Regions from separate parts of the Homo sapiens genome. Here region 1 is linked to region 2. A link is a loop called in an ENCODE intact Hi-C map of the cell type or tissue named here. Cell type or tissue: GM12878. All regions are shown on one strand. Each heading gives the region's core, and the rest is flanking DNA. Links, peaks and the distances in the headings are about the cores only.

Region 1 (2,924 bases), core at 285-2,784, 870 kb after region 2:
TCCATTTAGAATTCTTCTTCTGATACCTTTCCACATAGTGTAAATGATTTTGTTTTCAATCCATACATACAGAACTTTCCTCTGGATACTAAAAGCCTATGGCCAAATCATGTTGATTTTATTTATTTAAGTCTACAATATGGTAATAAATAGAGTAAGTTCTTAATAAGAGTGCTAGTTTATTTACCATGGCAGTTCTCTGTGATTAAATAAATATGAATATAATAGTCAGACTACTTTACCCATGTGAGGCACATAGCAAGGGAGTTGGCAACATTTTTAACCATATGAGAGGTTTTATTTTTATCTTTGTTGTTTTCAATATTACATAAAATACTTTTGGCTCTAATAAATCTTAATATTATCTCCCTCATCAAGTAGTAGGACAAAATCTCCTAGAGGTAGCTAGTTTTGAAAAATCCACACAAAACCAAAATCATTGTAATCAATTGTAACCAAGCATCAACTCACTTCATCAGAACTAATCACATAGCCCTAAATAAGTCCTAAAATTTCCCAGACAATGCACAGTAAATTTAAACAACATGTCGCATCCTCAAAATAATAATAGAACCATTTTTTACCATTAGTTACATTTTTTACCAAAGACCTGCAGACATCTTTTAATATAATTTACTACAATACACTATGTAATACTAATGATACATTTCATTCAATTTAGTATAAACCTTGTTAACAATGTATGAAAACAAAGAAAAGAGAACAATAAAGTAGCTAATCATTTATTACACTCCAAGTTGCTTTATTTAATAGATTTCAGAGAGAGTAAATTTAGAGAAAGATTGAATTCACAAAGGAGGAAAGACCCTGGGGAGAGGGTCTTATGAAAACCAGAAGTCAAAGAAATGCCTTCCTTATCCTATCCTAAGAAGAACAGTGAAGATTCAGTAGGAGGTCTCTCAAGGCCCAGAGGCAAAGGAATACAGTCTTCAGAGCAAGAGAACATTAGGAGCAAGTGGACTGGACCACACAGTGGGCACTCCTGCTATAAGTGCTCAGTGTGATCATCACAATGACTTTAGCTGAGCTCTATAACTGCTCATCTCTTATTACTTTTTTTCTTTTTTAAGACAGGGCCTCACTCTGTCACCCAGTGGCGTGATCACAGCTCACTGTGGCCTCAGCCTCCCTAGCCTTAGGTGATCCTCCCATCTCAGCCTCCCAAGTAGGTGGGACTACAGGCACATGCCACCATGCCTGGCTAATTTTTGTTTGTTTGTTTTTGGGGGGGGTTCTGTTTGTTTGTTTTTGAGACAGAGTCTCACTCTTGCTGCCCAGGCTGCAGAGCAATGACACGATCTTGGCTCACTGCAACCCCTGCCTCCCTCCCAAAGTGCTGGGATTACAGGCATGAGCCATTACACCCAGCCAATTTTTTTGTTTTTTATAGAGTAGGGAGTTTCGCTATGTTGCCCAGGCTGGTCTTGAACTCCTGCACTCAAGCGATCCTCCTGCCTTAGTCTCCCAAAGTGCTGGGATTACAGGCAGGAGCCACGGCATCCGGCCTGTAACTGTCCATCTCTGAAAATCCAAAGGCAATGTGGAGCCACCTAGCGGCAGACCAACCAATGGTTTCCAGGTCAAAGAATTAAAATTCAAGTCTTTCCTCAACTACTTATTGCCTTTTTGACATTAGACAAGTCACTGAAACTCTTTTAGCCCATATTTCCTAATCTGCAAAATATTGATAATAACAGTGTTTGTGCTAAGGATTGTATGATAATGGAGGCAAAATGCACTTTGTGTGCTGTTAGGCATCATGCAAATGTTACTTATCCTTATCTGTTCACGTGTGTGTGTGTGTAAAACTTTCACATGTCACAAATGGAGAGGAGTAGATGAGAGAATTGCACTCCATGCGATGAGGTTGAGAGTGGGGAGCTATGCCTGGGCAGGAAGCTGCGGATGTGCACACCAGAGCACCTAGGAATATATACACTAGGTGCTGGCAGTAGAAGACTCTGCTGTGCTCTTAATATCATCCAATTGCTTGCACACGTAGCTGATACAGACCAGGGAAAACTGACACCATCTTTATTCAGGGTTCAAACTGAAAAGCAGCATTTCACTGAGGATTTGGTGAGAAATGTATTATACTAATAACATTATAATAACAACCAGCTTAACATAGTTGTAAAAATTAATGAAACCATTTAAGCAAGAGCATAATAAATGTTTATCATTTTGGCAATTTTGCAAATAGTTGTTCAGCTACTGTCACAATAGTTCCTTGTACTCTGCATCTTCCAACATACTTGATGGATTATTATCCCCATAAAGTGCCCGTAAAAGAAAGCAGCACAAGAGAGTTGGCTTATTTAGGATTCTATCAACCAGCTGTTACATCCACCAGCACTTCACCCGTATGATCATCAATATTCATGCAAAATCCCAAAATGCCTCCCAAACATTGGAATAAAATGTTCCAAATAGCTATAGGTTTAGCTGTGTTTTGTGTTTTAATACAGTGAAAATATGAAATCTATTTATGTTATATGTGGAAACACATATCTGCTCTCAAATTATGCCAAATGATAATGTATTTCTTGCTTACTGTTGTAACAAACCACCACAAATTTAGTGTCATCGAACAACACAAATTTAGTATCTTACCATTCTGGAGATCAGAAATCCACAAAAGTTTTACAGAGCTAAAACCAAGGTGTCAATAGGGCTGCATTCCTTCTGGTGGCTCCTGGGGCAAATGTTTCCTTGTCTTTCCAGCTTCTGAAGCTGCCTGCATTTCTTATCTTGTGGACTCTTCTTCCAACTTCAGAGCGCATCGTTCCAACCTCTGCTTTCGGCAGCACATCTTCCTTTCTGACTTTTACCCTCCCTCTATAAGAACCCTGGTGATCAGATTGGGCCCACCCAAGCAATCCAGGATAGTCACCCCATCTCAG
Region 2 (2,924 bases), core at 335-2,834:
ATATCATTTAATGTTTAGAAGTTTTTATAGTATAAGCCTGAACAATTCTTAACATTCCAAAAATTTAGCTATATTCCACAAGCAAAATAAATGTGATACAAATGAATATGGATGTGGCAGGAGTAAAGAGTAGTCAAGTTTAGGGGCATGAGGTAGAAGATATGTATGGAGACAGTATTGTTATTTTCTTTAACAGGGAGAGGCTCACCAAAGATGAAGTTCATGTGACGCCAAGTAGAAGAGAAGAAAGAGGCCTTGAATAAAAGCAGAGGAGTTAAGATGCATATGAAAGATAATGAGCCCCTGGAGGTTTTTGAACAAAGAGATGAGAAAAGTAGTAATTGAAGACTTTTTAGCAAATCATACATGATAAAAAACAAAAATATATAATCAAAATCAAACTCATAGGAAAGTTTGAAAAAATGTCATCATTGTTTCAGTTCTTTTTTTTCCACTTTGAGACAGAGTCTCCCTCTGTCGCCCAGGCTGGATTGCAGTGGAGTGATCACAGCTCACTGCAGCCTCAACCTCCTGGGTTCAGGTGATTCTCCCACCTCAGCCTCCCAAGAAACTGGGACTACAGGCATGCGCCACCATGCCTGGCTAATTTTCTGTATTTTTAGTGGAGATGGCGTGTTGCCATGTTGCCCAGGCTGGTTTCAAACTCCTGAGCTCAAGCAATCCCAAAGTGCTGTGATTACAGGAGTGAGCCATCATGCCCAGCCCCATAGTTTTGGTACTGATGGGAGACATCTATCTTCCTTAGGCACAAGGACTTCTCCATTTAAAGATCAAAGGGATACACATCTGAATAAGACCCATCTCTGCCTGCTCCCCACCCCTTATCATTTCCTCTGGCTCATTCCAGCATCTTCATAAATTGTTGCTAACTAAAACAAAGATTCCATAATTAGATGCTAGAGCAATTCTTCATGTAAGAAAAAACAGAAGTTTCCCAAGATGAAAGTTGGTGAGATGATCTTCAGATGAATTTTCATCTCTAATATCCTATAATTTAATGCACGTTGGTTTTCAGCTTTTTTCTTTTTTTACCTCTTGCCTACAGAGTAGAAATCTGGGAACAAAGGCTCTCCATCATCTGGTGAATTGAAAAAAGCTTCATAAAAATAAGAAATTACAAGGTCCCTTTTAGACTTTCTTAATAAAGTGTCTAAACAATTCAATTAAAAATGCAATGACAAAAATCAGAAAAGTACTCACCGTTACAATCACCAAAAGGAACCTAGAACTACTGAGAATTTTCTAAAGTCAGTAGAGTAAGGCCAATAACACTACCTAAAATAACCACAAGAGGGTAGTATAAGACATTCTAAACTTCTACATCTCTTTTATACAGGAGAGCTCTGTGACTTGGCAACCACCCATTTAAAAAATGTTTTTTAAAAATACCTTGGTAATCATTTTACCTTATCTTGCTCCACACCAGGCTCTCTGTACACAGTCCATTTCTGCCCATCATCACTGTACAGGATTCTGTAGGCAGACACATAGTAATTGTGCTCCACCATGGTGGATCCAGTGGTTATAATGCCTGGGGAATGAAGAGTTGCTTTCATTAATGCACATGGTCTGATTCCCTAAGTTTGTTCAGCATCAAAGTATAAACACTTGAAATGCACAGCTCGAACATTTCTAATTATGGCTCATTTCCATATCCAAGTGCACGTTTTTGTCATAACAATTACTAAATCCTTGGCCTTATTCCCTTGGAGAGAGAGGAAGGATTATGGGTGGGCATTAATTAAGTAAAGAACTATTCTGTTTTGGTGTCTTGTGTTTATAACGTCGTAAAATAGATTTTGACTACTGGGTAAGATGACTTCCTGGGAATGAACAGATTAAAGATGATTATTGGTATTATTTACAGTACCAAAACAAAATAAATATTTTAACAAAATTAAACCAATCCCAACCAATTATTCCGACCATTTGCTAAGTTCCCCTAAATTAAATTTATACTCTCCACATGTGGAAAATTAATGATCTCATCATTTAAAATGGACTCCTTTAACATAAATTTCTCTTAATGACTGTAGGAGACCGTTATTTTAGATGTCTCAAGACCACTTTACTGAAACACTACCTTAAAAAAAGAGTCTCATTACAATGGAAACAAAAAGCTATTACGAATTAAATACTGTGATGGTTAATACTGAGTGTCAACTTGATTGAAGGATGAAAAGTATTGTTCCCAGGTGTGTCTGTGAGGGTGTTGCTAGAGGAGATTAACATTTGAGTCAGTGGACTAGGACACGCAGACCCACCCTCAATCTGGGTCGGCACCATTTAATCTGCATCAGCACGGCCAGAATAAAAACAGGCAGAAGAAAATGTGAAAAGACTAAACTGGCTTAAGTCTCCCAGCCTACATCTTTCTCCCATGCTGGATGCTTCCTGCCCTTGAACATCAGACTCCAAGTTCTTAGCTTTGGGACTTCTGGACCTTTGACCATAGACTAAAAGCTGCACTGTTGGCTTCCCTACTTTTGAGGTTTTGGGACTCGGAATGGCTTCCTTGCTCCTCAGCTTGCAGATGGCCTACTGTGGGACTTCACTTTGTGATCATGTGAGTCGATACACCTTAATAAACTCCCCTTTATATATACATCTGTCCTATCAGTTGTGTCCTTTTAGAGAACCCTGACCAACACAAATAACTCCTTTTCTCTGCCATGTTTCATAAAATGTGTCTCTAGTAATATTAACATCAGTGAAGAAAATATAAAACCATATAATTACAATTTTAATGCCTTAATTTTCTCTGAAAATCTTAGATGTTACTAGTTTTTCAAATAAAATAAGTGTTACAAATTGCTTTAGAAAATTTTTGTCTCTTAACCTGTTATTTTCTTTTCCTTATTCAAATCTATTTGTAACCACTGGTATTCATCAGTGGCAAAAGC

Evidence for each region. Hi-C counts contacts between places; a loop is a spot of excess contacts. Peaks named below come from ENCODE experiments on the same cell type or tissue, not always from the same donor. Only the 100,000 strongest peaks of a DNase experiment are listed, where the experiment ranks them.
Region 1: a loop joins it to region 2, with 9 times the contacts of the local background. A loop is called at or near these places in 11 of 110 quality-filtered maps.

What each region holds. Positions count from the first base shown.
Region 1 is chr3:99,685,617-99,688,540 of GRCh38, forward strand. The region is part of intron 1 of COL8A1 (collagen type VIII alpha 1 chain); the gene reads left to right. Among named protein-coding and RNA genes, the nearest start is that of COL8A1, 48 kb to the left of the region's middle. RefSeq lists enhancers at 1,321-1,410, 1,461-1,520. In GM12878, for the core only: a CTCF peak has its summit at 1,579 (motif pointing left); no DNase peak of the experiment used is centred there.
Region 2 is chr3:98,816,342-98,819,265 of GRCh38, forward strand. DCBLD2 (discoidin, CUB and LCCL domain containing 2) reads right to left here. Exons shown (of 16, transcript NM_080927.4): 8 at 2,861-2,924; 9 at 1,428-1,552. Among named protein-coding and RNA genes, the nearest start is that of ST3GAL6, 54 kb to the left of the region's middle. In GM12878, for the core only: a CTCF peak has its summit at 1,296 (motif pointing right); a DNase peak (open chromatin) is centred at 1,314.